Linked DNA regions of Mus musculus: all the other regions are linked to region 3. Evidence: chromatin loops called from intact Hi-C (ENCODE). Cell type or tissue: heart. All regions are shown on one strand. Links, peaks and the distances in the headings refer to the core of each region. The heading gives the core; the rest is flanking DNA.

Evidence for each region. A loop is a pair of places that touch in the nucleus more often than their neighbours do. Peaks named below come from ENCODE experiments on the same cell type or tissue, not always from the same donor. Only the 100,000 strongest peaks of a DNase experiment are listed, where the experiment ranks them.
Region 1: it touches region 3 in a loop (2.8-fold over the local background); 2 of 42 quality-filtered maps call a loop at or near these places.
Region 2: a loop joins it to region 3, with 3 times the contacts of the local background. A loop is called at or near these places in 11 of 42 quality-filtered maps.
Region 4: it touches region 3 in a loop (2.0-fold over the local background); 5 of 42 quality-filtered maps call a loop at or near these places.
Region 5: it touches region 3 in a loop (1.9-fold over the local background); 5 of 42 quality-filtered maps call a loop at or near these places.

What each region holds. Positions count from the first base shown.
Region 1 is chr14:75,873,771-75,879,598 of GRCm38, reverse strand. No RefSeq gene overlaps it. Among named protein-coding and RNA genes, the nearest start is that of Gm52138, 14 kb to the left of the region's middle. In heart, for the core only: CTCF peaks have their summits at 2,903 and 3,103 (motif pointing left); a DNase peak (open chromatin) is centred at 3,088; H3K4me3 peaks cover 642 bases; H3K27ac peaks cover 367 bases.
Region 2 is chr14:76,470,920-76,476,747 of GRCm38, reverse strand. All of the region lies in intron 1 of Tsc22d1 (TSC22 domain family, member 1), which reads right to left. Among named protein-coding and RNA genes, the nearest start is that of 4930444M15Rik, 47 kb to the left of the region's middle. In heart, for the core only: CTCF peaks have their summits at 2,389 (motif pointing left) and 3,145 (motif pointing right); no DNase peak of the experiment used is centred there; H3K4me3 peaks cover 240 bases.
Region 3 is chr14:76,411,764-76,417,591 of GRCm38, reverse strand. Tsc22d1 (TSC22 domain family, member 1) reads right to left here and starts at 1,771. Exons shown (of 3, transcript NM_207652.3): 1 at 1-1,771. The coding sequence starts at 1,509. In heart, for the core only: a CTCF peak has its summit at 3,682; DNase peaks (open chromatin) are centred at 991, 1,861, 2,031, 2,951 and 1 weaker place; H3K4me3 peaks cover 3,500 bases; H3K27ac peaks cover 3,070 bases.
Region 4 is chr14:76,314,027-76,319,854 of GRCm38, reverse strand. No RefSeq gene overlaps it. Among named protein-coding and RNA genes, the nearest start is that of Gm41215, 57 kb to the left of the region's middle. In heart, for the core only: no CTCF peak of the experiment used is centred there; no DNase peak of the experiment used is centred there.
Region 5 is chr14:76,307,893-76,313,720 of GRCm38, reverse strand. No RefSeq gene overlaps it. Among named protein-coding and RNA genes, the nearest start is that of 2900040C04Rik, 59 kb to the right of the region's middle. In heart, for the core only: no CTCF peak of the experiment used is centred there; a DNase peak (open chromatin) is centred at 3,300; H3K4me3 peaks cover 390 bases; H3K27ac peaks cover 598 bases.

The DNA of each region.
Region 1 (5,828 bases), core at 458-5,457, 540 kb after region 3:
GAACTCAGAAGAACTCAGAAATCCGCCTGTCTCTGCCTCCCAAGTGGTGGGATTAAAGGCGTGTGCCACTACCGCCAGGCTCTGATCTTAATCTTTATCCTCAAAAAACAACAACCAGCTCCCTCCATGATGTTAGTAAGCGTGATGCTTTTTCTATATGAAGGAATTGTGGATCTGTATGTCCGCTTGTGCAGGAGCCCTGCTGATCTCCGCGAGGTTCCCGGTTTAGGATAAACTGCCAGGCCCAGTGCAAACTTGGCCTTCTTGACACAGCATTCGACTGGCAAGCACCTTCCACTGAGGGTCACTGCGGTCCTGAAGCTGACTGCCTCCCCTCCCCCTTTCCCTCCCCCTCTCTCCTTCTCCCCTTTCCCTTTCCCTCCCCCTCTCTCCTCCCTTCTCCCTCTCCCTCCTCTCTCCTCTCCTCTCTCCCTCTCTCCCCCTCTCCCCCTCCCCTCTCCCCTCTCCCCCCCCTCCCTCTCAGAAGTGCTGCAGAGTCTCTATTGTGCTGGGATCCGCGGCACAGCTCTTTAATGCTTGAGCGCCACCTCAGCTGTCAGAAGTTAAGGCTCTCTGCTGAGTGATTGTCGGAGCCCTTCTCTTTGCTTTTAATATCGTGCAAGGTCACTCAGGTTAGAACTGAGTTCATCGCCTTTCTCCATTGTGGGGGGGCTTAGAACCTTGATTCCTTGAGAAAAAATAATATAAGAATTACCCCAGCTATCTTTCAGAGTTGGCCAGTGTCTGGTCATCCACGGAAAGACTTGAGTTATTTATTATACAGCAAAAGTGATGCAGACGTGGACTTGTGTTGATTTTCATTGTGCAGTATAACTCTCCGTGTGCTAGATGACATTAGCATGCAGAAAGAAACAAGGGGAATGTTCCCAGCCAAAGGCAGGCGACTTGTTCTTCTTAATACATTGTTGTCATGATCGAAGAATACATGTGCTTAATAATAATTGTGTTTTGCTACAGACAGGACTCACCAGGACTTTAAAGAGCACTTGTGGTTCTTACAGAGGATCTGAGTTCAATTCCCTGACCCGCAAGCGTTTGTACCAGTTCTAGGTATCTGATGTCTCCTTATGACCTCCAAGGGCATCAGGTACTCAAGTGGTACACAATATACATGCAGGCAAAACACATGCACATAAAATAAATTTTGATTTAAAAATTGCGGGGGGGGGGGGGCGGGGGGCGGCTGGAGAGATGGCTCAGCGGTTAAGAGCACTGACTGCTATCCCAAAGGTACTGAATTCAAATCCCAGCTACCACATGGTGGCTCACAACCATCCATAATGAGATCTGATGCCTTCTTCTGGGGTGTCTGAAGACAGCTACAGTGTACTTACATATAATAAATAATTTTTTTTTAAAAAGGGCATGCTCCCAACACAAATCTCTCCAAGAAATTGCTTCCTGAGCTGCTCTTCCAGAGGTCCTGAGTTCAATTCCCAGCAACCACATGGTGGCTCACAACCATCTGTAACAGGATCTGATGCCCTCTTCTGATGTGTCTGAAGACAGCTACAGCCTGGCAGTGGTGGCGCACGCCTTTAATCCCAGCACTTGGGAGGCAGAGGCAGGCAGATTTCTGAGTTTGAGGCCAGCCTGGTCTTCAGAGTGAGTTCCAGGACAGCCAGGGCTACACAGAGAAACCCTGTCTCAAAACAAACAAACAAACAAAAAAAGACAACTACAGTGTACTCATATAAATAAAATAAATAAATCTTTAAAAAAGAGAGAGAGAGAGAAAGAAAGAAAAAGAAAGAGAGGGAGAGAGAAGTCTCCTAGTCCACAGAAGGAGACTTTGTGCTCATAGGAACTAAATCTCTGGGATGCTGGTTTGTTTGTTTGTTGTTTTTTTTTTTCCTCTTTCTGTTTGTTTTATTTGGGAATTCACTGTGTAGCCCAGGCTTACCTCAATCTCAGCAATCCTGCTTCCGCTTGGGGAATTGCTGGAGCTATCCCAGAAGTGGCTGTGCTAGCCCAGTCAGTAACATGATTACAGATGATACCTCACTGAAAGCTAAAAGGGAGATCCAAGCTGACACCACCCTAGGTCCTGACCTACAAAACTCACAGATGGTGTTTGTTGTTTCCTAGACTACCGTTGAGGGTTATTTTGTAACAGTAATATATAATTAATACAGTGAGTCATGCTAGACGAGAGGCAAGCAATTAGCATATATTTCAAAATAAAAGCTACCTACTTTGAATTCTTTTTACTTTCTTACTCACATGGGGTGTGTGTGTGTGTGTGTGTGTGTGTGTGTGTGTGGTGTGTGTGTGTGTGGTGTGTGTGTGTGTGTAGTGTGTTCACTGGGGATGCAGGTACCATGGTATATGTATGTAGGTCAGACAATTTATAACTTTCAGAATCAGTTTTCTCTCTGTGAGTTCAGGATGAACTAAGTTGTAAAGCTTGGTGGCAAGTACCTTTGCCTCTCTCTCTCTCTCTCTCTTTCTCTCTCTCTCTCTCCCTCTCTCTTCCTTTCTTGTGTGCACAGGCCCATGTGACATGGCATAGGTGTGGAGGTCAGAAGACAGCCCTCTGGAGTCACTACTTCTCTCCTGTCACCTCCTGTCACCAGGGATGGAACTCAGGCAGTCAGTTCTCTGGGCCGGCCTCTATCCACTGGCCCCTTCTCTGCCTCTAGTCAGATTTTTTTTTTTTTTTCTTTGCAACACATGCTTACTTGGGGTATATTTCGCTCACTGCTCTCCTCTGTGGATACACACCCCCACACTCGGGGTTGCTCGCGTCATTCATGGTTGCATGGTTTGTAGCTGGTCGTTGCTTAAGGACCCCAGGAGCAGGACAAATTGAGAGGGTGGGCTGAGCACTTAGTTATCCACTAAGCAACAGCAAACTAGACCTAAAAACAAAGTCAAGAATTTGAAATCCAACCATGAGCGCCTCTCCATCGTCCAGTTCCAGCGAGCCTCAGCTTCTCCGCCCCGCCCCGCCCTGCTCCCCTTCCCCTGTCTCAGGGTCCTTTTCAGCCTCCAGCCCTGAAATCTTCCCGTCCAAGCCTCTTTGTGCTTCAATTTACCTTGGATTCTTCAGGTAGCAAGCGAGCTCCCTCTGCTGGCCGTCTAATGAAACACATCATCCAAACTGACAGGGCCCGCCCTTTGAAACAGAGGATGCTCATACAGAGTTGAGTGCTGGGATTAAAGGCGTGCGCCACCACGCCCGGCGAAATGTTTTTTCTTACACACAGAGTACATGCAGCAGCTAGAAGTATGGTATCCAAAAAGGGAAAAACAGCCACTTACTGTACTGTTTTGCTCAGTTACAGACATTTTGTCATTCCTTGCCACGTTTATCTAGATACAGATAGAGTGCAAACCACCGGTTATTATTAGTTGTTCTGATTTTAATAAGCTGCCTTATTGCCCAGTTTAATTCTCCTAGAAAGCCTCGGAGAAGGGATTGTGAAGTTTGTTAGATTTTGCGTGAGAGCTGGAATACCAGAGTTGACTCATCTCTTACTTTTCTATGTTTGTTCTTGTCAGAACCCCTGGGACGTGGTTTCAGGTAGTAAGTCTCAATTTGTTCACCCTCTCGTCTAGAACCCCCCACAATTGTATCGTGGCTGCCTTCCTCCTTCCTTTGGGGAAAGAAAGAGCAGCAGTGAGACAGCCACAGGAGGCACTATGGGGTAATAGCAGATGTGTGTACAAGGGGTTTTAGACAAAGAGTTCTGGGTGGCGCCTATATGGTTAGGGCGCTGAGTTCTTAAGTCTCTACAAAGAATAAATTCAAGAGAAACCCATACTAACCACTTTGACTATTTTGAATACCTATATAAATAAATTAGCAACAGACTTAGACCAAACATAAAGGTCCCAACAGATCCACTTTCCTTCCCAGGGGAATGTTTGGTATCTTTCTGCTTATAGAAGCGAGACAGCCTTCCCCTCCACTTAGCCACCACGCATTTCAGCGATGAGATGCAGCCGAAGCCATTTGCCTCCTACCACCTGCCTTCGATTGTAAGTTTTCACCTGGATGGCTTTTAGCAACATCGAGTAACAGCATTGAGTTCCATTGCTAAGCAATGGGCCAGGCCTGGGCTCCCCCAGCCACAGTGGGTCGGGCTCCCGATTCACAAAGGAACTTCACTGTACCAAGAAGAGGCTCTTTCGATTTCCCTTGGCCTCTTTCCTTCTTTCCCCCAGCCCCTCCCAATGTGGACACGCTGACATTTTCATCCATCTCAGAACCACTTGGCTCAGCAGGCGCCCTCTTCCAAGCAACTCTCCATCACTCAACTCGAGAGAGGCCAGAAGGCGGCCTTTAAGCCCTGAGTGCTGCGAACCACAAATAGTCTTTTAGGATCCATTTCTCTCTCCTCCAGGCCAAAGCCAGCTTGTTTATGAAATAGCTGCCACCGCAGTGGCCCACTCTCTGTCATCAGGCAGTACCGCTTCTTGCCGTCCCCGGAAAAACGCTAGTAGAGGAGGAGGAGATGGATAATGTCAAGCCGATGAGTTGCCTCCCCACCCACCCAGGCTCATGGGGAAAGCTAGAAGGATGGAGGAGGCTCCCGGGTCTGACAGCGTTCTTTTTGAGTTTGGGTTTTTGAAATGTAGCTCAGTCTCCAGGACCAGGGAGGGCACCGGGGGCACCTGGCTGCGGACCTGCCCCTCCACTCTCCACAGCCTGGCAGAATTTCTAAAGACCAGAGACTTAAAGCCGGGGGGCGGGGGCAGGGAACCGGGCCCCCACACAATAACCTCTTTTCCCTACTAGCCCTCTGGGCCTGAGCTCAATAGTGATCTGAGCTTTCTCTAGAGTGACCATGCCACAAGTCACTTCCTAGCCCATGGGTGTTCAGCATGTTTCCCAGCAGCTGTGACACAGGACCCCAAAAGGCAGACTGGAGACGTCCTTAGAATTGCCCTAGCCTGGTCCATTCCAATTAACAAGTTGCTGTGATGAACACCGTAAACAAAAGAAAGCATCTTGTGTGTTGGGGGTGGGGGGTGGGGTATGTCATCTTACAGCCCTTGGATGGCGCCATCACTGAAGGAACGTAGAGCAGGCACTGATGCAGATATCGTGGAGGCGTGCTACTTTCTGGCTTGCTCAGGACTCAGGACCAGTGGGACGACCCTCCCACATCAACCATTAATCAAGAAGATGCCCCTACAGACTTGCCTACAGGCCAATCCAAGGGAGGCTTTTTCTCAATGAAGGTTCCCTCTTCCTAGATGACTCTAGTTTGTGTCACAATGACAAATGGCTAACCAGCACAGGAGATCAGTGGTGAACCTTTTTTTTTTGGGGGGGGGGAGGGCTGGTTTAATTGGAGAGTTAAGTCCTGAGTGGGTGGCCTTGAAGGTAGCCTAACTCCACCTCTTCCTCCCTTTGCTGCCAGGCCACCGTGAACGGGCATCTTGTTAGGCCATGTGCACTTGCCCTGATGTGTTGTCTCACTACAGGCCCAGAACAGTAGGCAGCCAAACTGAGAACCTGCTCCTCCTTCTATCTCTGTGCCTCGATCCTTCCGTGTGGAAGAGGAATTTTCACTCTGTGGAAATCTACGTTAGAAATACATTCAGCTGGGTTTCTATGAGTTCAGGGCCATCCTGGTCTACAGAGCAAGTTCCAGGACAGCCAAGGCTACGTAGAGAAACCCTGTCTTGAAGAAATCAAAAAGAAAAAAAAAAGAAAGAAAAGAAAAAAGCAATGTGTACTTTTTAAACACTGGGCGCACAGCCAGGATCTGCGAGGAAACCATGAACTTGGGTTTTTGAGCAATCGCCAGCTGCTGAGATGATGTGGAACCTTCCAGATGGACTGGCCGCAGGTT
Region 2 (5,828 bases), core at 530-5,529, 59 kb before region 3:
GTTAAGGGGCACAGGAGATTGTCATGGGGCTTTCCGAGTTAACCGTTATGACCTCTGTTGACCATATCTACCCAACCCTAGACCTCAGAGAGATTCAGTGAGAGTTTCCGCAGGCCTTGAAATGTGTTTGTATGGCGAGAGGAAAACTAGTGGTAAACAGCAAAAGGATTTAGGAATGAAGGAAGACTTGGGGAGGAGAAAATCTAACAGGGAAGGAGGGAGGAGAAAAGATTAGGAGGAAAGGAGGGTGGGAAGGAAGACATGAAGAGGGAGAATAGGAGGGAGGACAGAGGAGGGAGGAAGGAGGAGAGAGAGGAGGGAGGAGGGAAGTAAAGAAGGGAGGAGGGAAAGAGGAGGGGAGGAGGGAGAAAGAAAAGAGAAAAGAGCTGACAGGAAGAGGGAAGGGAGAAGTTGAGGGAAGGAGAGAGGGAAGAAAGGAGGAAGAGGAAAGAATGGAGGAGGGAGGAGAGAAGAGGGAGGAGGGAGGAGGGAAAAGGACCCAGTGTCCCAAATAAGCCGATGATGACAATTGCCACCAAAACATAGATCATACAGTCACTGAAAATTAATATTCTAACAGAGCTTGAGGGCAAAACAGATTTAGGGTTTTCAAACTCAACCACGATGTGATCACTGGTGTAACAGGAAACGAGGCACTGATGTCCACCCAGCTCCTACTTCAGCAACCACAGAAGCAAACCGTACGCGAACCGTAAAGCCACGGGTGCAGCTTCTTTCCAAGAACCCAAGGACCAAACCATCAAAATCGCCTCAGAAAACACAAGTGTTAGCTCTACGTCCGTGGACAAAGTATAAATTTGTAACATAATATATGTAGGTAACTATTAAAGTTGACTCTCCTTTTTTTGTTGATTATCTAAAAATCGTCAATATGCAAAAGCAATGATCGTGTGCGCTAGTATTTTACTTTTATATTTTAATTGTGTGTTTGATATGTGTGTATTTGTGGTATGTATGTGTGAATACAGTATGCGTGTGGGGGAGGTATGTATGTATGTGTGCAGTATGCACAGGTATGTTCTCCCTGCGCATGTCGTGGGGAGGACAGACATCAACACTACCTGTTTCCCCACCACTCTCCACCTTATTCTTTGAGACAGGGTCACTGAGCCTGGAGCTCACTGTTTTGGATCTGGCCATCTCCACCCTCTAAGCTTTTATGTGGGTGCTGGGAAACACAACTCAGGTTCTTGTGTCTATGTAGCAAACTTGGTGCCATCTCCTCGCTACATATTTATTACAAAAGAGTATTCGTAACTACATGACTCGACACATCGACCATTGTGAATAAATGCTGTTGGTGAGTACTGCACACCTATAGCCCCAAACACTTGGAAGATTGAGGCGGACAGACCATAAAGTTCTAGATCAGCCTAGGCTATAGTGAGACCCACTAAAGAAGCCGCATGGGGGCTGGAGAGATGGCTCAGCAGTTAAGAGCACTGACTGCTCTTCCAGAGGTACTGAGTTCAACTCCAAACTCCCACATGGTGGCTCACAACCATCTGTAATGGGGTCTGATGCCCTCTTCTGGTATCTGAAGAGAGCAATGGTGTACTCATATACATAAAATAAATTTTAAAAAAAGATAAAAATAAACACATGTAAAAACAAATAATAGAGGCCTTCTACTCAGAGATAATCCTTAAGTTTAAAAACATAGCCAATGTTAAAGTATAATCGCTTAATACTTAATAATTAAAGCTAGCATAAAAATAGACTTTTCAGGCTGGAGAGATGGCTCAGCAGTTAAGAGCACTGACTGCTCTTCTGAAGGTCCTGAGTTCAAATCCCAGCAACTACATGGTGGCTCACAACCATCTGTAATGAGATCTGATACCCACTTCTGGTGTGTCTGAAGTGTACTACAGTGTACTTAGATATAATAAATAAATAATTAAAAAAAATTATCCTAAACACATCTTACTAAGAAATTAATCATCATTGACCAATCAAAGTTAAAGTTAAAATCATTCTAATGTATTTTCTAAGATGGAGAATAAAAATAACATCACTAGCCAGGCAGTGGTGGCGCACACCTTTAATCCCAGCACTTGGGAGGCAGAGGCAGGTGGATTTCTTAGTTCGAGGCCAGCCTGGTCTACAAAGTGGGTTCCAGGATAGCCAAGGCTACACAGAGAAACCCTGTCTCAGAAAAAAGAGAGAGAGAGAGAGGAGAGAGAGAGAGAGAGAGAGAGAGAGAGAGAGAAAGAAAAAAGAAATTAAGTTCTGGGGGCTGGAGAAATAGCTCAGCAGTTAGGAGCACTAACTGCTCTTCCATAGGTCCTGAGTTCAATTCCCAGAAACCACTTGGTAGCTTGCAACCAACCCCAACCGTAATGGGATCTGATGCCCTCTTCTGGTGTATCTGAGAACAGCAACAGTGTACTCATAAATAAACAAATCTTTTTTTTTTTAAGAAGTTAAATTCTAAAACAATAAAATAACAACTATAACTTTAGACACAGCTCCCCCATAATTACTGTGCACTCAATACTGGGCAGACCTGTACACCAAGGTAGCAACAATAAGTTTTCATGTAGAATAAAACTACAAAATGTGTTAAGAAACACAAGAAACAAAATGTAGCTAACCTTGAGGTTTAAAAAGGCTAGAACAAGCTAACAAAATCTTACATAAATTGTATGTTAACATACCGAAGTTTGGTTAGCCTGAGAATTTGAGATTATTTCTCTAAACCAAAGTATATGGAAGGACCCAGAAATGCTGAATATGAGAAGTGAAAAAGGCAGCAAATGAACTCAAGAAACTCGAAATAACCTCGCTCAGCCCGTTTTAATCCAGTAGTCTTTGTCACCATGATCAATTTGAGTGTTTTAAACCAAGAAGTGTGAACGGTAGCATGATCAGTAAGTTTTAAAGCTATCAAGAACATTCCTCGGACTACTCTGAAGTCAGACTTCCAAACACTGGCTAACCTGGAACAGACACTGTCGTTAGAACAGCCAAACACCCAGATTCCACACAGCAGAGACTAAATGAAAGTCCCCACAGCAATGCCCCAGCTATGGGACAAGGCTTCAGGGGAAAACAAAAAACAAAAACAAAAAAAAAAACAGATCCAGATGTACACCAAGAAGAAATTATGCCTACAAGACAGCAGGTGGCGCCAACACACCATGTCCTATTAGAATGCCTTCCATATCCTACAACTTATTTCTATATGTAGAACCCCTGCTACCTAATGATTTTATTTATGTAATACTTTGTAATTTTTAGGACATTGCTTTCATTACTCTGAATACACAGGCACTTTATACACCCATTACAGCTATTTTTAAGATGCATTGCTTTAATAAAAAAAATTAGGAAATGTTAAATATAAGAAATATGCTGCCACAAAGCTCCACGTTTAAAAAAGCAATGCCTAGAGTAGAAAGCCATCTGTGTGTGAAAAGGCCGTGATGAGACCTTACTCTGTTAACCTAAACTTTAAATTTAAAGTACATGTAGAGTAAAATGGAGTAAGAACGGAGAGAGTATGAGCAGGTAAAGCCGAAAGTGCATGAATGCACTGAAGCGCCCTCAACTCAGCCTCACAGGCGGAAGATAGCTCCCGTCAATTCCAGAAATGCTAACATCTTCTTTGAAACCAGTTCCTTCTATAAGAATTTCATTTCTACATGGGACTATGCAGAACATGATCATTTGCAAGCTGCAGAGTATACCACACAGTCCTCGTCCCCTGCCCCACTAACCCATCCCAAGAGCTTCCAACTGATGTAGACGTGCACAGAACTTTAGTTGGTCTGTGGCAAGAAATGTGCCTGAGCATTTCTTTCTTGTTAGTCTAGGATGGAAAGGCAGCTAATGACAGAAATGGCTAAGCCTGTAATAATCACAGCAAACACAACGGAATGTTGATAGCATGAGGCAACTACACACCATTCTAGAAGTTAGTCCAGTTGTTGACTGCTACTGCACCACACTGACACTGGCTGAGGGGTGCCTCCCACGGCACTGTAAGTCAACAGAGGCTGCTCACCATGGGGTATGTGTCTTGAAACCACAGAAGACACATGGTGCTCCACTTACATGACATCACAGGACGACGGACAGAAAATAAAACTTAAGAGAATGGGAGCTCTGCCTGTTTGTCATTAAGGAGTCGTAGTGGGAGGCAGTGATGGTGGACGTGATCCAGAGACGTTGGCACGACCTAGACATACACATACTTGTAAGGTTTTAAGTAACATTCCAAGTACAAGTTTGCTGGGGGGGGGGGAAGTAATATAAACAGAATACTAAACAAAAGCTAAGCCCTCTCCCATCCCCTCCCCATTCCTGCTTAAACGTTTAGTTCTCAGCATTCTCATTTTCGTAGAAGCCCATCTGAAACCCCACTAGTTGGTAACCACACTGAAAATATAATCTTTTTCCAAGGGAGAGTTTGAACAGAAGTACCCTACATTTGTAATTGCTGTTCCCAGAAGGACATGAATTACTAAACGAAAATTTCAGTGGTAGGCAGGAATCTCCTCCCCGAGTGTTACTGTCAGACAGGTCTCAGAGACACCCAAGGCAGCACAGGCTCCCGTCACCGCTCCTACCTACCTACAATAGCTCTGCAGCGATAGCGTGCTGCAGAAACTCCACAGGACGCAGATCAATCTGAAACTGCCCGGAAAGTCCCTGCTGTCACAGTGCTGAAGGGGCAAGGCGGACTGCAGCCAGAGAAAGACATCAGTGCCCTGACTTCAGTGCTGGACCCTCACTTGCTACAGTAGCGCTTGTCAGGAAAGACTATCAAGTGGGGGTGTAGCCACAAGACTGTCTATCAGGGTAAGCAACAGCAATCCTGACTGATGCTGGCATGCTCCACAGGAGGGAGTTCATACTTGATACTATAGACCTAGGCAAAATCCTTATCTAGGGATGTAACAGGCCAGGAAGAATCTACTGGTATCTGTTGTTACTGTTGTTTTTCTACATGATCACTTTACCAAACTGCCTTCTAAACATTTCTATCCATAGCCTGGCGTGGCTCCCAACCTTAGTCAGAGAAGCATCTATGCCTGACTGTTCACAGTGCCGCTAAGAAGCTACCACGAGCCCTCAGCCATGAACGGGACACAAGGAGGAAAGGATGTAAGGACAGATCGCAGGGCAGAGTCTCCGGTCACGATGTGGCTGCTGCACGCTTGAACACTCAATCTGCACAAGGTCGAGCCAGATCAGAAGGCCGGCGAGAGGTGGGAGGGGCTCCCGAGGCCCCGCCCCTAGTGAAGCAGCTACTGCCTTGGGAGAGCCGCTTTCTCTAGGATGGTCACTGGTGAGGAGCCGCATTCTCCAGTGGATGAGCCCACACTTGTGCACACATGGATGGCGCTAGCTGGACTCGATGGTTTTCAAAAACGTACGTTCATTAAAAAATTATGAAAGGAAGGAATGGACTCGGAGATATGAGGGAGGGATCCTGGGGAGTCGTGGCGGGAGGCAGTGACGGTGGACATGATCCAGAGATGTTGGCACGACCTAGACATACACATACTTGTAAGAAGGTTTTAAGTAATGTTCCAAATACAGCAGGGGCGGCCGTCCTGACATTTACAGCCGATTGAGTTATTTCGGCCTTTCACCGTCCAACAATTCTGCCAATAGGAGTGGTCTTCTCAATTAAAAAACAAAACAAAACAAAACAAAAACCCTCAAAGCCGTATGTAGTAAATACTAGATTTCTTATTAGTTTTCCTAGGAGACATTTCAAAAACATACCACTGGTTCAGAAAGACTAGCTAATGAGGGTCACTTTCAAAGCCAGAGTGGGGGACCCGGGGACTGAATAC
Region 3 (5,828 bases), core at 587-5,586:
CGCCACCACAGCCGGGGCTCCCATCATCTCTCCACTTCCCACACTCTCCGTGTAGTGACTCAGTGTGCTCACACTACTGCTCACAGAACTCCCACTAGTGCTCTCCCTCTCCGAGGACGATGCTTCCGTGGGGGTTTGCTTCACCGTCTCCACCACTTTATTGACGGCCACGCCTTCTGTAGCTGGCACAGCGTTTTCCTTCTCATAGAATTCTGTGCAAGTCCATCGACCTTTTTTAAAGGGTTCAGAAGTAGAGTCTAACTTCACAACCCTGAACCTCGATGTGTTAACTGTTGGTTGCTGCTGCTGCTGCTGCTGCTGCTGACTGGAAACCACTCCCACAGTGATACCTGCAGCTGCATTAAGGACACTGTTAGCAACAGGAGAGGAAGAAACGGTACCATTGCCCATGCCACTCAAGATACTCGAATTAACAACACTGGTAACTCCAGGCCCACCACTTATGCTAGCAGCATTAGGGATATTGCTTGTATTTATATTAGCATTACCATGCACGCTGTTCGTCACACTGGGACTGAAACTACCCACAGCAGCAATGTTAACATTATTCGTAGCGCTCGTGCCAGTAACCGAATTTATACCTAGGCTTCCTGTAGTACTTGGAGTACGGATGTTCGTCATCACTGATGCTGGTAAGCCACTCGATGGTACTGCAGGAGGAGGTGCGACTGGCACACCACCATCAGAACTTCCAGTTGTAGAGAGTTTCCTGGACACTGGGCTCGAGGGTGGCCCTCCGGGAATGGATGGACCGGCCACAGCAGCATGTGATGAATGATGGTGCCCATGGTGAAGGTGGTGCCCATGATGAGGGTGATGGTGATGATGGAGGTGGTGGGGATGGGCATTCCCATTGATCACAACGTTCTGTTGTGGAAGGTGAGGCAAATGAGGCTGAGGAAGGTGGGGCTGGTTAGGAGAGACTGCCCCAGGTGTCTCAGCTTCCTGGAAGTTATTCAGAGTCTCCTCTGAGGAGCTTCGTTCAGGCTCACCTAAGTCAGTGGCCCTGGAAAGGGAGACGTCGAGGATCTCGGAAGAGGAGAGATCTTCCGTGTGCGACTCATCCAGATCGTCGTAGCTCTCGGTGTCCTCCGCGATGCTGTTGTTGGAGCTGATGCTGGCAGAGATCTGAGCCGGAGTAACGCTAGTTATCTGGAAGCCACTTTTCTTTTTCATCTGAGTTCCGCCTGGCGCAAGAGGCTGTCCCTGCAGCTGAGCCTGCGAGAGGAGGTTCAGGCTTTGTGGAGGCGGAGGCTGGGGTCCCTGCGTGGAAGATGCAGCAGGAGGCGGCGGCTGGAGCAGCGAAGGAGGAGGAAAATCTTCAGAAGATGGAGCAGCACCACTGACGCCCGTACCTGCTGCATTGAGAGCAGAGGCGCTGCCACCACCGCTGCCCCTTCGAGGGAACATTGCCGGGTGCGCCATCTTCCTAGCACTAATGTCTGCAGCAGCGGCCGCCGCGGCGGTGGACTCCGGCGGCTGGTGCATTGTGCTGGGTACCGGGGGGCGGAGGAGGCAAGTGCAATTTCCTTCTGCACCGTAATCTTTGTATGGAGAAGCCGGAGAGACGAACAGGACCTGAAGCTCCGCCCGACGCGATCCCTCCTCCTCCTCCTCCTCTGCCGAAGGCGCCGGCTGCTCGTGCCTTCGAGGGCTAACTTCGGGAAGGGAGGATGAACCGGGTGAACCAGGTGGCTGGGGAACCGAAGGGGGACCCCTTCAGTCCTTCGCCATTCACTTCCCCCTCCAGTCACACACCCCCCTTTATATTCCGCTTCACGTGGGGTGCGGGGCGGGAGGGAGGGGAGCCCAGGAGGGGGCGGGGGAGGCGAGGAGAAGCGAGAAATGCCCACCTTCTTTGGCCAACTCCGGAGCCAGCTCAACCCCCTCCTCCCGCGGCGACGGCCGCTGCAAAAGCCCCTCCGCTCGTCCTGCACCGAGGCAGCGCGGAGCGAGCGGTCGCCCCGGCCCTCGCCACCCCCGGCGCCGCGGCCGCCGGCGAGCCCTGAGCTCAGCGTCGCTCCAACCTCCCCTGCCGGCGCGGCCGGCCCCGCTCGGGCCTCCCCCCACGGCCCGCGGCCCCTCTCAAACCCCCTGGGCTCGCGACGGCTGCTCCGGGAGGAAAGGCTGGCCGCGGCTGGGGCCCGGGCGGCGCGGCTGCGAGCGGGGCGGTGGCGGGGCGCCCGGTACGGTGAGCCCAGCAACGAGGCGCGGGCGGGCGCGCAGAGACGCCGGATCCTCGCGGAGCGCGGCCGGGGCGCGGCGGCGGCGGCGGTGGCGGCAGCAGCAGCGGGAGCCCAGGGACCGCTCCATCACTGGCAGCCATGGAGCCCGAGCATTTTCCTCCCTCGGGGCAGGCGCTCGGCTCGCCACACGTCCTCGGAGAGGAAGGGCGCCGGCGCCCGGGCTGCTCCGGCGGGCGGCGGGACGTGCGCGGGAGCGGAGGGGCGAGCTCGCGTCCTCTTCTCGGCCCGCCGGCTGGTTCGGCACCGAGCTGCTCCCGCGACCGGGAGGGAGGGAGAGAGGGAGGGAGGGGGCCGCGGGCGGCGGTGGCTCCTTTTCGCGGCGGTGGCGGCCAGACGGGGCTGGTGCAGCGGCTGCAGCCGACGCCGTTCAAAGAAATGAGAGGTGGGGTTGGTCGGTGGCGGCGCGGGGCGGGGGAGTGGGAGGGCGTCGGGCGAGGAGGGGGCTGTGATGGTTGTTACTAGTGCTCTTCTCGGGCTGCTCCGTATCCCCTGGTCTCTCGCGGCATCAAGAGAGGAGGGACCAGCGCCCCAGCGCGAGAGGAGGAGGGTCGAGCTCTGACCGAGGAGAAGGAGGAGGAGGAGGTGGCAGGGGGGAGGGGTCGTGGAGGAGAGGAGGGAAGATGGCGTCTGCGCGTGCGCGCCGGCGCTGCAGACATAAAGCCGGGTCTGACCAGGGGAGGTGGCCTGTCTTCGGTCCGCGCCGAGCTCTCGGCTCCGTCTCCCACGGAAATTACCGAAGGCCGGCGGAGTCGCCGACGCCGGAGGGCGGTGGGGGGTGGGGCACTCGGGCGCGCGAGCGAGCGAATCCGGGTCGCGTGGAGAGGCTGGGGTGGGGCTGGGAGGGGGGGGGGGAACCACGCCGCGCGCGTGCGCGCAGGTTAGGCGTGTCCGCTGCTGTCTCCCACGCGGACCCCGGCGGCGAGGCGGGTGCGGAGCGCTAGGTCTCGGGTGTGCGCGCCCTGGGGCGGTGGCTCCCCCGCCCCGGCCTGCGGAACGGGTAATGAGGCTTTTCTCCTCAGCAACAGCAGCATCACGAGTTGCAGCTCCCAGGAGCCCTCCGCTGCTGCCACGACATGAGTCAGGCTTTCTTCCTCGGCGCGTGGCGGAACCCTCCTCCTCCTCCTTCTCCAAGCAGCAACCTGGCCTCCCCCTCGACCCGCACCGCCCTCGCCCCTTCCGGGGATGCCCCGATAGAATCGGGTGTCTTCCCCCACAGCAGTGGTACCTTTTGTGCAGAGCGGTGGTAGTTGCCACGCGGTCCCTCGCCCTTCGACGGGCAGGGTCGAGACTGCTAGCATGTGGCACGGATGTTTGCAGGGAATCTCCCAAGCCCCTCCAAGGGAAGGCTCTTACAAAAGGGAGTGATCCTTGCTGTCCTTCCTTATCGGGTGGGAAGAAGCTAGCCGGCCCTGCCAGCTAACCAACCAACAGGTGGAGCTTCCCTCCAGCCATTTATTGTCTTTGTGTCCTTGCTGTGGCCCTTAGAGAGGTAAAAGGTTAGGGCTTGGTTTTAGTGGAATTTAAAGGAAATTTGTAAAGAATGCCTTTTAGGGCTAGAAAAGCAAAAAGACTGGTAAAGTGCCCCCCCCCTTTTTTCTTTTTAACTAAAACTAGATTTCATGGATTTAGGTAGGTTTGCTTGGAGACAATTTTCTGTTAGCTGCCTCCGAAGTATTACATGTCAAAACCTCTCAAAGCAGGGCTTTGCTTCTAACCAAGAATGTAAATCTCACCCAGGAAATTTTTTAAGCTGAGGTGAAAAGGGTTGTTTGAGAGCGGTTTGTTTCTGTTCTAGTTTAGGTTTCAGGGATACAAATTGATCAGAAGAGAGACCTCTGACTCGGGAAATCACCAATTTCGTTTCTGAAGGATAACACCCAACAAACAGAAAACCAAAAACTGTTACCAGCAGTTTAACACCCCTCATTCTGTACATTAAGAGTTTGAATGTCACCTATATACTGTTGACATCTTGGCATCCTTTATCTGGTCTGTACCAAACTCTCACACGTGCCACCTCATACATGTCCCCTACAAAACAGGTGAAATTCACATTATTTTGATTTTTTTAAATGAGTTGAGGGTCTCAATAGAGATGGAAGAGTAACCTTCAACTCACTGTACCCCGCCTTTAGGTTCTGGAGCGTTGTAATTACAAGCCTTCACCAGCCTGTCCACTTCCTAATATAGAATTCTCTGCTAGGTAAAAAGTATGTGCTCACAAATTCTGGAAGTAATAGATTATGATAAGTCATTTTGAAAAACATAAAACTGCATTGTGCCTCAGTATGTTAATACCTGTACTTTCAAACAACTGAAGCCATTTGAGTATTTTACAAATTTAATCATTTCACTGGGTATGGTGGCATAACTTGTAACCCCAGCTCTGAGGAGGTAGAGGCAGGGGGACCTTAAGTTCTAGGTCATTCAGGCTACATAGGGAGACCTGTATTTCCAAAAAAGAGAGAGAGAGAAGAAGAAGAAAAAGGAAGGAAGGAAGGAAGGAAGAAAGGGGGAGAGAGAGAGAGAGAGAAAGAAAGAAAGAAAGATCTTTTGTCTTGCACTATCTGGAAGTCACCTGTGTCTGTGAACATAACCCCCAGCAGCTTTTGTTGCAAGTGACTCACCACTTTCTGAAATGCATATTGGACATGCTCTTTCAGCAGTTTTTCTAATAGACACTAGAAGCTGCCCTAATGGACTAAAGCTGCAGAAGGATGTAGATGGACAGAAAGACGTTTCTCTGGACTGTAGTGAGAAACCACATGTCCCTTAGATCTCAAAACGTTGCCTTAAGTCAAAGTTTTACATGGCAAATGGCAGTTTGTCACCCCTTGGCCAAGGCAATGCCTGCTATCACTTTGATGATACAGCTAAAAAGTAAAGCACACGAAAGCCTTATGCAAAGTTGGAAAAGGAAAGCCGTGTAGAAAGGGCCTCATCGGATGCAGGTGTTCCTTCTGATAACCCAGCATCCCACTGGGTTCTGATTGGGAGGAGAAATTCAAAAGAGAGGTTTCAAACAGATTAAAGCCAGCTGGGCATGGTGGCTCAGTCCTTTAGTCGTAGCACTGGGGAGGCAGAGGCAAACAGATTTCCGAGTTTAAGGCCAGCCTTGTCTTTATAATGAGTTCCATGCCAGTCAAGGCTATATAGTGAGTCCTTGTTACTCTAGTTTCTGTTATATACCTATAACTTGAAGAAAAAAAGTTTTAAGTCAAGAGCTGAGATGATATCTTATTCCAGTACTCAGGAGACCAAGACAAGAGTGCCCAAATTTGTGGGTAACCTGGACTACATAGTGAGTTCCAGGACAATCTGGGCTCTGGTGTAAGACCGCCCAAAAATGTTTATTTAGTTGTTTGTTTTGTTTTTTTTAAAGGCTTTAGTCATGGGATGAGAATGTAGCTCCATTGTAGAGCACTTCTATAGCATACAGAAAGCCCTGGATTCAGTCCCCATATCTCCCTCCAGATCTCACCAATAATAACAGCTCATGCTTAATGCTCTCTATAACTACACCATTGTTCTATGTGCTAAGAGTTTCAGCTCACTTAATCC
Region 4 (5,828 bases), core at 245-5,244, 97 kb after region 3:
TTTGGTATCCCAATGGTTTCGTTCATCTTCTGGAAGAGTTACAACCTGGTATCTCTTCCCCGCTGGGTGACAAGAAGTAGTTCTCTGGCTGGCTGGATTGACAGAGGTGTCATCGTCCTGCATACGCTGACTTCCAGGCACGGCTGCTCTTGTCAGCTTCCCCTGCCCAGAGGTCACTTGTGTTCCAAATTGCCAGGTGGGCTCTGGAGGCAAATGAAGTCTCCTCAGCTTCACCCACCGTGGCTGAGGAGTCAGCCTTCCTGACTGTTGGTAACCAGCCCCCCCCCCCCCCACACACACAAAACCATCCCTGCTAGGCTGAAAATTTTTGTTGCCATACTATACAGACCATTTTATTTATGTATTCTCATGTGAAATTCATGTGTCACCCTTTTAAAAAAAATCCTTCTGAACCCAGATTTTTTAGTTTTAAACTGAAAGTTTTTCAGTGTTTTCCCAAATCAGAATTACCTAAACTATTTTCTGTACCAGTTGTCATTGTAGAGTCCTGACTTACATACTCTAACTCATCCTAATCCACAATATGAATGGCAATATGGTTAGCTATCATGAGCCATTCTAAAGTACATTAATATATGTCCAAAACAAATAAATTCAATGTCCTACCAGTACTATGGGGTCCATCTAGGGAAAAGAACAAAACTGACCCAGTGCAAGAAGACAGTCCAGGCAACTGGAACTGCTCTTATTTCTGGTCTTGTGAACGACAGACTTGAGGCAGTCTTTGGATCTCCTGACCTCTTCTCAGGTTGACCACGAAGCCATATTAACTCGACCCAGTCTTCTACCATCGGGTCACCCACCCCCTATTTGCAGACCTTGTTTGAATCTGATGGCTGAGATCCTCCTGACTTGAACTCCAAATAGGGAGATGCACTGGTGGAAAAAAAAAAATAGAGAGGTTGGTATTCAGGCCTGCTCATCTGGCAAGAACGGCTACTTGGTAAGTAAGCAAACTTTCCACAGTGAGTTCCAGAAGTCTATTCGATCCACAGTGAATGAAGAAGGGCACCAGGGAAATGTGTGTTCTCTCCTTTGCTGTGGAGGGTGGATGGGGCTTCAAGTCAAAGACCCTGCACAGTTTTTCCTACCAGAAAGCTGTGCTGTTTGTAGGAGACAGAAGCCATTTGTAAACACAGTTTGTTCCAAATGCATCATTTTAAATAGAAATGGCCCCGCGCCAGCATTACTTCAAGCATAGGAATTCTCACATCGTTTGTCCTAACCAACAAATTCCACAAGACCAAATTTAGCTGGGTGAGACCAGCACGATGCTGAAAATATATCCCCTGCTGTTTTATTTGGTATTGTTTTAATAAAAGAGGAACAGATGCAGAACCAGAAAAAGAAGGTTAAATTTTGAAACGACAAAGGTCAGGATTTAAAGTCAGAGTAAAAGACACAAAAATTTAAAATAATAAAACCATTGAAATTGAATTTTGGATCTTTACAGGACTTCATTGATGTGATATATTTTGCAGAATATATTTTCATGTAATATTTTTAATTTATATCATATATCAACCTAATGTCAAAAAGTACTGTTGCACATAATAAGACTGAAATCTTACAAAGTACCCTTTTACTTCTTCATTCATATCATTATGCTGTTTTTATGCATTGGCTTTAGGATATGTTAATACTATAATAGATTACAAATCCTTTAAAATAAAGTATTCATCCATTTGCTATTGATGACATGTTCAATCATTTGCCTAGATTTTTTTCTGAGGTTAGTTACATAATGCCTGAAAGATCCCATGTAGTATAATATTTCTTATACTACACAAAACTTGTGGATTTGTTCAACTTTTGTTTGAAACTTTTTAAAGTTTACTTTTATTTTTAAAATGCATTTTTATTGAATGTAAAAGTTCACAATAGATTTTTCCCCTCCCATTACTTTAAAGTTGATAATCCATTGTATGGTTCAAATGTGAAGGATCTTAAAAAGCTCTGTGCTTTGAAGGTTGGTCTCTACTAGGGATCCCATCGTGGAGACCGTTGGATCATAAGGCCTCTGTCTGGATCAGTGGATTTGTCCTTTGATGGGGTCATAGTTCGGTGCCATCATATAGTAGGGCCTGGGTGAAGGAAGTAGGTCACTTCCCTGGTTTGATTCCTAGTACTATGACCAAAAAAACAATTTGGAGAAGAGTTTGTATCCGTTCAGAGCATATAGTTCATTATGAGATGAAGCCAGGGCTGGAACTGGACCAGAGGGCACAGAAGAACACTGATTTCCAGCTTGGCCTCCATGGCTTGCTGTGGTGGTTTGAATAGGCTTGGCCCATGGGAAGAGGCACTATTAGGAGGTGTGGCCTTGTTGGAATAGGCGTGTCCTTGCTGGAGGAGGAAATATGTCTCTGTCCAGGTTGCCTTTGAGGGCGCCTAGGGGCTCAAGCTCCATCCAGTGCAGAAGAGAGCCTCCTCCTGGCTACCTTCAGATCAAGATGTAGAACTCTCAGCTCTTCCAGCACCATGTCTGCCTGCAAGCTGCTGTGCTTTCTGCCATGATGATAATGGACTGAACCTCTGAACTGTAAGCCAGCCCCAGCTAAATGTTTTCCTTTCTAAGAGTTGTCTTGGTCATGGTGTCTCTTCACAGCAATAAAACCGTATTCACCCAGCCTACTTTCTGATACCACCCAGTCCCACATCTCCTGCATCAGTCATTTAACAAAAAATGTCTTACAGGCCAGTCTGATGGGTGGACTCTAGCTTTTGTCAAGTTGACAAAAAAATAATCAGGACAATTACTGAGGGTGTTCATTGGAAGGGTAGGTCCTATGCCTGGCCCTTTCTCTTGTCTGCTTCCTGGCCACTATAGAGTGAACAACTTCCTTCCGTCATAATGGATGGATTCACTACAGGCCCAAAAATCTAGAATCAAGCAAACATGGACTAATACCTCTGAAATCATGAGCCAAAATCGGTATTTTCTTTAAACTCTATTTATCACAGTGGCCAAAAAAAAAAAGGGTGGGGGGTGAAGGTGGGAGTGGAGGCTCCGTAGTGGTCTCACTACTTGTCAGGCACTTCCTGACAAGAACTGCTGCGACTGTGCTGTTACTCCTGTGTGAGTCTCTTCTCCAGCTGCTTTTAAGATTTTCTTCACTGTTGGTTGTCAACAGCTTGCTATGCTCTTCTTAAACGTTAAACTCTGCTTGACTGGTTGCTTCCTTTGATGGTCTTCATTAAAGTTGAAGGGTTTCAGTAGATTCTGTCTTAAAGTGTCTCTCTCCTTTCTCCCACACCATTTTCTTCCCCCTGAATATGAGATTGGCAGTGCAGTGACAATCACTTCATTCTTCTCGGGCTTCCTGACCGCCTCTTTTCCACTTGTCTTTTTGTTACTTTGTCTCCACCTTACTTATCTTTTCTTTTGTGGCATTTGATTGGCTACTTATTCCTAATTTTTCATTTCAGATATAGTGCTTGTCATCTTTATGTCGCAGCTGCTTCTTTTTGTACCGGCCATTTCTCTTCTCACTGTGGTCCTGATCGTCGCCTCTTTCTCGTATATAAAGTGAATCATTGAAGTAGATGCTTCAATGTTATTGTCTGTTAATTTACCATTTCTATACTTTCCTTCCCTCTTCGGTGTGGGTTCTGGGACTAGAAGTCAGACCACCAGTCTTGGTAACAAGCGCCTTGACCTAACTAACCACCTCTCAAGCTCTGCCTGACAATTTTTGACTAAATGCCTAACATTATGATTCTACATTGTAGTCGCTGGGTTTTGTCGTGTTCTCTTAACGATTACTGGGCTTTATTCCAGCACAGCATTAACTTCTGGACATAGTGGGTCTTTTCAAGGCTTTTCGCCATAATGAGATTTGGTTCAGAAGTCGTTTAGCTATATAATCATGGTGAACTGAATAAGGAGAGTTCCCTTCCTGGGGGATCTAGAGCTTTCTCCTCTGGCTGGTGGAAACAAAGTGTCTGAAGCCTGTGTGACATAGATCAGTGTTCAGCCAAAGAGATCCTTCTGCAGATGTCTGTCTGTCTGTCTGTCTGTCTGCCTGCCTGCCTGCCTGCCTATCTTTCTCTCCTCCCTCCTCCTCTCTCCCTTAATAGAGATATTTTTCCTTTCCTCTTCTCCTCCCTTCCTCCCTTTGTCCCCCCTCCTTCCCTCTCTTTCTCTCTGCACCTCCATGGTTCTGGTGGCTCAGGTACCACTTTTATCCAGATGTCTACACCCACCCACCCCCAACCCAGTCTGAGTGTTGAGCATTTTTTCTTTTTCCTTGGACACCAGCCTGGAAGCTGCCTTCAGGCCACGAGCTGGGGCAATTACAGGCTCACCCTTTCTTCACCTGCATCATGATTCTGTGCTGCCTGTTGGTAACATCTGAGGAACGTTATTTCTTATATCTTCTCCAGACTTTCAGCTGTGAAAGGCAGGGGGTTAAATCCATTCCCTGTTTATCCACCCAAACCAGAAGCAGAAATACTTTGATCCCCTACAATGAACGTTTCTGGTTGGGGGAAAAAAATGACTTGAAAGAAAGTTAGTATCTTCCAAACTATTCTACCAGGTCATCTCTGGTTTTTCACCACTAATGAACGTGGTCAGTTGATCCACTCACTTTTATATATTTAGGGCCACTGTATAACCTTTCCTTCCCTCCTCATATGTCTGTCTTTACAATCACTAGCATAGAATCCTTGCTCTTTCTCATATTAACTGGGAATGAGCCACAGGAAACACATGATAATGTATAAAATCTAATTTACATACAGCCTAAGTATAGTATGGATTTTAAAAACAGACATATATAGCTGCTTGCCAAGTGTTCATTTCTACTGGTGTGATAAAATGCCCTGATAAAAAGCAACATTGGGAATAGAGAGATGGCACAATGGTTAAGAGCATTGGTTGTTCTTCCAAAGGACCCAGGTTCAATCCCCAGCTCCCACATGACATCTCACAACTATTTGGAACACTAGTGCCAAAGGATCCAACACCTTCTTCTGGCTTCTACTGGCACCATGTACGCATGTGGTGGGCAGACATATGTGCAGGCAAAAGTCCCATGCACATAAAAATAAAAATCAACGTCTTGTCAGCCCTGAAAACATACATACAAGCAACCCTGTATGGACTAAACAGGTTTTATTTAGGAATGTTAGGAATATACATATATATTCAATAACAAGTGGGGGGGAGAGGCTATGAATTTGAAGGTGAGTGAGAGTTTGTAGGGAGGAAAGGGAAGGAGAAATGTAATTATAATCTCAAAACATTTTAAGAAGTAGTTTAGAGAAAAGGGAATTTGACTGTCTATTACAACTCCATGTTATGATCCGTCATTGCGGGGAAGTCAAGGCAGGAGCTTTAAACAGCTAGTCACATCAGTCACATCCCAGCCACAGTCAGGAGCAGAGGGAAAAAGCAGACACACATGCTCGCCTGCTCCCTGGGACTTAACACTACCTCTGTACTCTTATGGAGTTTAGCGCCCCTGATCAGGGTATGCTGCTGCTCACAGTGGGCTGAGTCTTCTCATATCAGTTAACATATTAAGATAATCCCCAACAGACCTGCCCACAGGCCACCCCGTGTAGAGAATCCCCCAATGAGACTCTCTTCCCTGGTGATTCTAGGGCATATCAGACTGATCAAGAAAGCTAAATACCAAAGGCAGAGATGGGTTATCTGCCCTGGATCCCAGTTCCTGGACAATATGGTTTGGGTTAGTTTAAGATATGCTTTAACTTAAAAACTGGACACGTGATTTAGGCCAGAACTCACTGTTGCTGTTTCAAGAATGGACAAAACTCCCTAGGGTGTCCCTCCCCGG
Region 5 (5,828 bases), core at 567-5,566, 100 kb after region 3:
CAGGACAAGTGGTAAGCACACTGTTTTCCCTCAGCCTGGGGCTGCCGCCATGTGCAAGATGGTGTGTGAGCAAGTCGAGCTGAGTCTTGGGGTAGGCACCAGGCAAATCCTAAGTCTGTAATAGTGGCATGCTAATGATATGCTAATCTATGGTAATTACATGCTAATGCTAGACAGCCCTCACCTACAGACTCCCATCACTTCTAGGTGCTGCCCGATGCTCCTAAATGGGAATTAGAAAATGACAGAGCTACTTCATGCTGACTCAAATACAGACCCAAATTTCTCTTTCCATGTCCTGGGCGCATGACCTTCCAGAGTCCCAGAACACTGCAGATGGGACTGAATGGCCTCTATCTCCTGGTGAATCTATCCCACTCATCCCTACGGAAGGTTCCATCCATTTCGCCAGTGTATCAGTTCTGCCCTGAGCAGTGACAGGCAGGTGTGCATCCAGGGGGTGTGGAGAAGGGACCACCACACAGCATCTAAACGCTGGCAGACTGGTTAGAAAAGAGCTTTTATTGCTTTGTCTCCCCTCCTTTATTTGGCCTCCCTTTCTCAATTGCCCTTTGGTAGAGATGCGGACTATGGATGAAATCCCTTGAAACTGTTTCTAGAAAAAGTCTCTGGGAAAGGCAGTGGGGCTAAAGGTCTCCTACTTCTGGTGTGCCCCGGAAGTGTCTCATAAAACTAAAAGAAGAAATCACTTGTCTTTTTTGCAAAATGCTCCCAGATGCTCAAACGAGTGCAGGAGCACACACAGGTCAATGTAAAATTAGGCCAATGGTCATTGCTGTTTCAACTGCAAAGCTGTGGTAGGGGCCGCATCACTGCTAGAACGCAGCAAAACGTGTGGACTTTTGTTTCATGTTTTGGTTAGGTTGACAGTGTGTCATTTATATAGCCTGACTGGCCTGGAACATGTGTGGGCATGCGTGGGGGGTAGGGAGTGGGAGTGGGGGGGAATGCACTGAGTGGATATGCGCATGTGTGAGTGTGCGCATGCGTGGCAGACGTGGTGGGGGGGGGGGGTAGAGGGCAGCTTGTAGAGTCAGTTCTCTCCTTCCACCTCTGGGGGTCAAACTCAGTTATCACACTTGGGCAGCAAGCACTTTTACTCACTAAGTCACTTTGTCAGCCCTAAAGTACATCTTAAAAATAAACCTTCAGGCCGGGGTGACAGCTCAGTACTTAGTGTGAAAGGTCGGAGCTGAGTTTGGACCTGCAGTACCCACGGCAAGGCAAGGCACAACAAGACTCATCTGTGACCCCAGAACTAGGGGACAGAATCAGATAATTGATTGTTATATTTGCTGGCCAGTCAGCTGAATCAGTGAGTTCCAGGTTCAAGGAGAGGCCCTGTCTCAAAAAGTAAGGTAGAGTGGCGCTGAGCATTCTAATGACCTCCGGCCTCTACTGCTTACGTATTGATAAACACACAGCTCACGTATACACACTCACACAACTCACATACACACATACACCACACATACACACAAATAGAAAGTATAACTTAAGGAATTACCATTGTTGGACAGTAGTGGCACACGCCTTTAATTCCAGCATTCAGGAGGCAGAGTCAGGCAGATCTCTGTGAAATGGAGGCCAGCCTGATCTACAGCATGCCTTCCAGGACAGCCAGGGCTATAAAGTGAAACTGTCTGGGAAAAAAAAAAAATGATGACCACAGGGAGGATGGCTATAGGCAAAGGGGAAGACCAGGCGAGGTTCGTCCCTCCTCAGGCAGCCGGAGCCCAGGCTCACTCTGAGTACCCTGAGGAGTTGATGCTCCCAATGAAAGGGGCAGATCCAGTTGCATCTCTCTCCTGCCCCACCCTGAGGAATGGCCCAGTGACGCTGCAGGCCTTTCTCTTACCCGATATCTGTGAGTCAAGGCGCCGTGTTGACCAAGTAGGTCAGATAAAGGACTGCAAAACTATTGTGAGAATTATCCAGGGAGGATGTAGCCAATATTCCTAGGTGTGTTTGCAAGGATGGCCCGGAGGATAAGTGCCAAGTGGGAGGTGCTGTCACAGTGAGACTCCAGAAGTTTCTAGCAGGAAGGATTGAGATGAAATCCTTCCTACACAGTAGGACAACACTAGCTGCCACACGACAGAGGGTGAAGCCTGGGCTCAGAACTCCAGCTGGCTTTTAAGACAGGATGGCATTTATTACAGCAGAGATTGCTTCCTGGTAACTCAGGAGTCTGTCAGTTCATAAACTTTGCTGGTACATTCTTTCAAAGTGCTAGAAAACCCAACTGTTGATTACTTTATCCTTCCGAATAAAACATTATATCTTCCAAATCATTGTAAATTTCATGAGACACACATTCTTAAGATTATTGCATTATTGAAAACAAAGCAAATAGCAGAACGAGTTAAAGGACACAAAATCAACTGTATTTGATGATAAAGTAAGGATACTTAGTTTTGAATGTCTACAATTAAATAAAAAAAAAAAAAATTAGAATGTATGTGTCCTGTCAGGCACTGTCATCTTGACAATTCCTAGGAGGGTTTATTTACAAAAGTAGGATTTTGCTATGTGAGGTGGCACACACCTTTAATCCTAGCTGAATTCAGAGACTGAGGCACATCTCCATGAGTTCAAGCCTAGCCTGTTCTACATAGTAAGCTCTAGGCTAGCCAGAGCTATATAGTAAGACCTGAAGACTATATCTTAAAAACAAAACAAATAAAAAAAAAAACCCAGGATCTCAATATAGGTTTTTAGAAATTCAGCTGCCGCCATGTATGTGAGACCCAGGTAAGCTTACATCTCAGGGTACTCAGGCACATGTCTACTATCTATAGTTTCTTTCTGTATTCAGAGATTTAAGGCAGAATTACTGACATCTTTTAAAGACCCCAGTTGTTCCCGGTTGTAAGAATGGCTGCCTAAGTGGGGGAAATGAGGGTCAGGTGGAAAGGGAGTGATGACGTAATCACTCAACTTCAGGACACCTATGTAACTTACCCACCTGCTGGGAGTGCCCAGCTGGGCCTACCCAGGTTTAGCTCTATCACACAGTGAGACCCTTGCCTCTCACTGGGTAGGAGGAGCCAGTCTTGTGTCCCCAAGCCTAGCTGTGGGGGTGCCTAAGGAGAACTCTTTGGCATTCACATGTCCTGCTCCAGAAACTCTGCCGACTCCTGGAGCCAAGCCTGGCATATGACTGGGCACCTGCTCAGCTCACATTTGGACTCCGGTCCCCGCTCACCCTGGAACCCAGCCCCAAACCACAGCTGCCTGTCTTGGAGTCTCGCCATCGGCCTCCTCCTTGCCAGAATTCTCTCTCTTTCCCCTGAGGGCTGAAACTTGTCACTACATTCTTACATCAGCTGCTTCAAGGGTCCTGCTTCCAGCCTGATGGCCCAGACAGCTCCACCCCAACCCCTGTGAAGCCGCCTGCCTGTTGTAAATATTTTGTTAACCAGAAGCCCAAATTGTCGTGCCCCTGCCTCTCTAATTCTACCATCTACATGTTTAGACCCACCAAACCCTGGAGTTATTATGATGTCTTGGAAACGAGCTAGGGTCTAGCATGGTCCCAATCTTTCCTATCCTTTTCCTACCTGATTTCTTTCATATCATTCTAATAGGATGATATGAAGGACCAGGGCCAAGGAGATGGCTCAGACAGCAAAGCTGCTTGCTTCCAAGCCCGAGACCTGAGTTTAATCCCCAAGACTCACACGGTGGAAAGAGATCTGACTTCTGAAAGTCATTCCCTGCCTTCCACATGTGAGCCATGGCATCTCCTCTCCCCACCACACAATCAATAGATGCAATAGAAAGCTTTTCTAAGGTTATGAAAGCAGGCGGAAGCCCCATCTCTCCTGCAAGGCAGTCTATGTGGACGCTGTGCCCAGACCCTCTACCAGCTACAGGTGTTTACAGTACTGGGGAGGGGCTGCTCCTCTATTGTGCAGACGAAATCAGAAAGTATTCCACAGGGTCAAAGGTCATCACACTACCTGGAAACGAACAGTTTGCAGCTTTACTTAAGTCATGTGGCTATAGGTAAATAAAATGGTCAACTCCTTGTGTTCCCTGTACCCACAAGGCTTGATCCTGAGAACCTGACTGGACCAATAAGGGGATGAAGAAAGGACAGACACACAGACAAGCACCTCTATTAAGTACAGCAAGGTGGGGGGCAAGTTAGTTGGCTTTCTTAGAAGGGCTCAGTATGGCGCATCCTCGAGTTGCCGTCATCCTGGGAGGGAGAGGTGCAGTTGTTAGTTTTTGCACACACTGATAACTTCAGCACAGGGAGCAGAGGAAGGCTTTGACCCTTGTCACCAATACACATCCGCTCATGGCATCTTCTGCTCCCATGCTATTGGAGAGGAAAGGGAGAGAGACTACTGCAACCCATCCTTTGGGAACACTGCCTTAGTCAGGGTCACCATTGCTTTCATCTTCAATGAAAATCAGAACAGCAACTCAAGTAAGACAGGAACCTGGAGGCAGGAGCTGGTACAGGGGCCATGGAGGGGGGCTGCTTACTAGTTTGTTCCTCATGGCTTCCTCAGCCAGCATTCTTAGAAAACCCAGGACCACCAGCTCAGGGATGGCACCACCCACAATGGGTTGTCTCTCTCCCCTGCCCCCATAAATAACTAAGAAAATGCCTCACAACCTGATCTTATAGATTCATTTTCTCAGTTGAGGCTCCCTCCTTTCAGATACCTCTAGCTTGTGTCAAGATGACAAAAATTATCCAGCACAGAAGGGGATGCCCGAGAAAGAGCTATTTCCTGACCTCAAAGGGGCGTTTTGGAAGATGAGACACTTAAATAAATAAATAAATAAATAAATAGGTGAAGTAGCAGGATAGCATCAGCCAACTAGATCCGGGGGATGGGGATGCGGGAGGAAGCAGTTTCCCAGTGCCCCCAGCACGGTTGTCCACAATGAACTGTGCTCTTCTGGAGGCTTTCAGGAGATTTTGCCAAGCCTTCGCTGTGGTCACATGCTTCCTGAGGCTGAGGGGGACCATCAAGCAAGACATCCACAGGTGGTGACCAGCATGTGTGTGCCTTGAAAGAAGTGGCACACCTGTTAATCGTCTACAACTGTGTGGGGTGATTCTGCAGTGCCTGGTCCAAAGCAGGCATTCAGTACGCACTCACGGTGCTGACTCGACTCGCTGGAGGCTATTTATCCCCTGGGGTTGGTGGATGCCTTGGGGGAGATCTAGGATTTCTTTTGGTAAAATGAAAACAGGCCCCTCTTCCCTGCTGCTTCTATGTCTCTGGAAGGGCTTTGAGAAGCAATTGCCACACAGAGAGAAAATGGTCTTTGGGCTTTCAATTCCTTCCCTTGACTCTGCCTTTCAGGAACGCGTTCCTGTGGGAAACAACGAGAAAGGAACAGCAGCATGGATCAGGAGAACCAGAGGCAGGCTGAACCAATCAAACGCCCATGGCTCGCTGTAGCTTTGTTCTCAGAGCACTTGAATGAACTCTCTTAGTGGGGCCCCTCTTCCACAACTGAAGTTATGAGTAGATGGGTGTTTATTTTCACATAGAGATTAAAAGGCAGATAAAATTCATAAAAAAAGCAAGCCACACAACTTAAGACACAGTGAATCAGAATAGAAACAAACTACAGTTATAAAGAAATACATCTATCTGATTTTAGACATTCCAGAAAACTAAACCTATAAAATAGGGAGAGAATCCACAATTCAGGCAGAGGAAGCCAGGCAGTGATTGTGGGCACTGGGTGGGTTTGTTTGTTTGTCATTTGTTTGTTTGATTTTTAATGCACTGACATCCTAACCTACAGTTTGGTCTGGCTTGTGTTTCTTT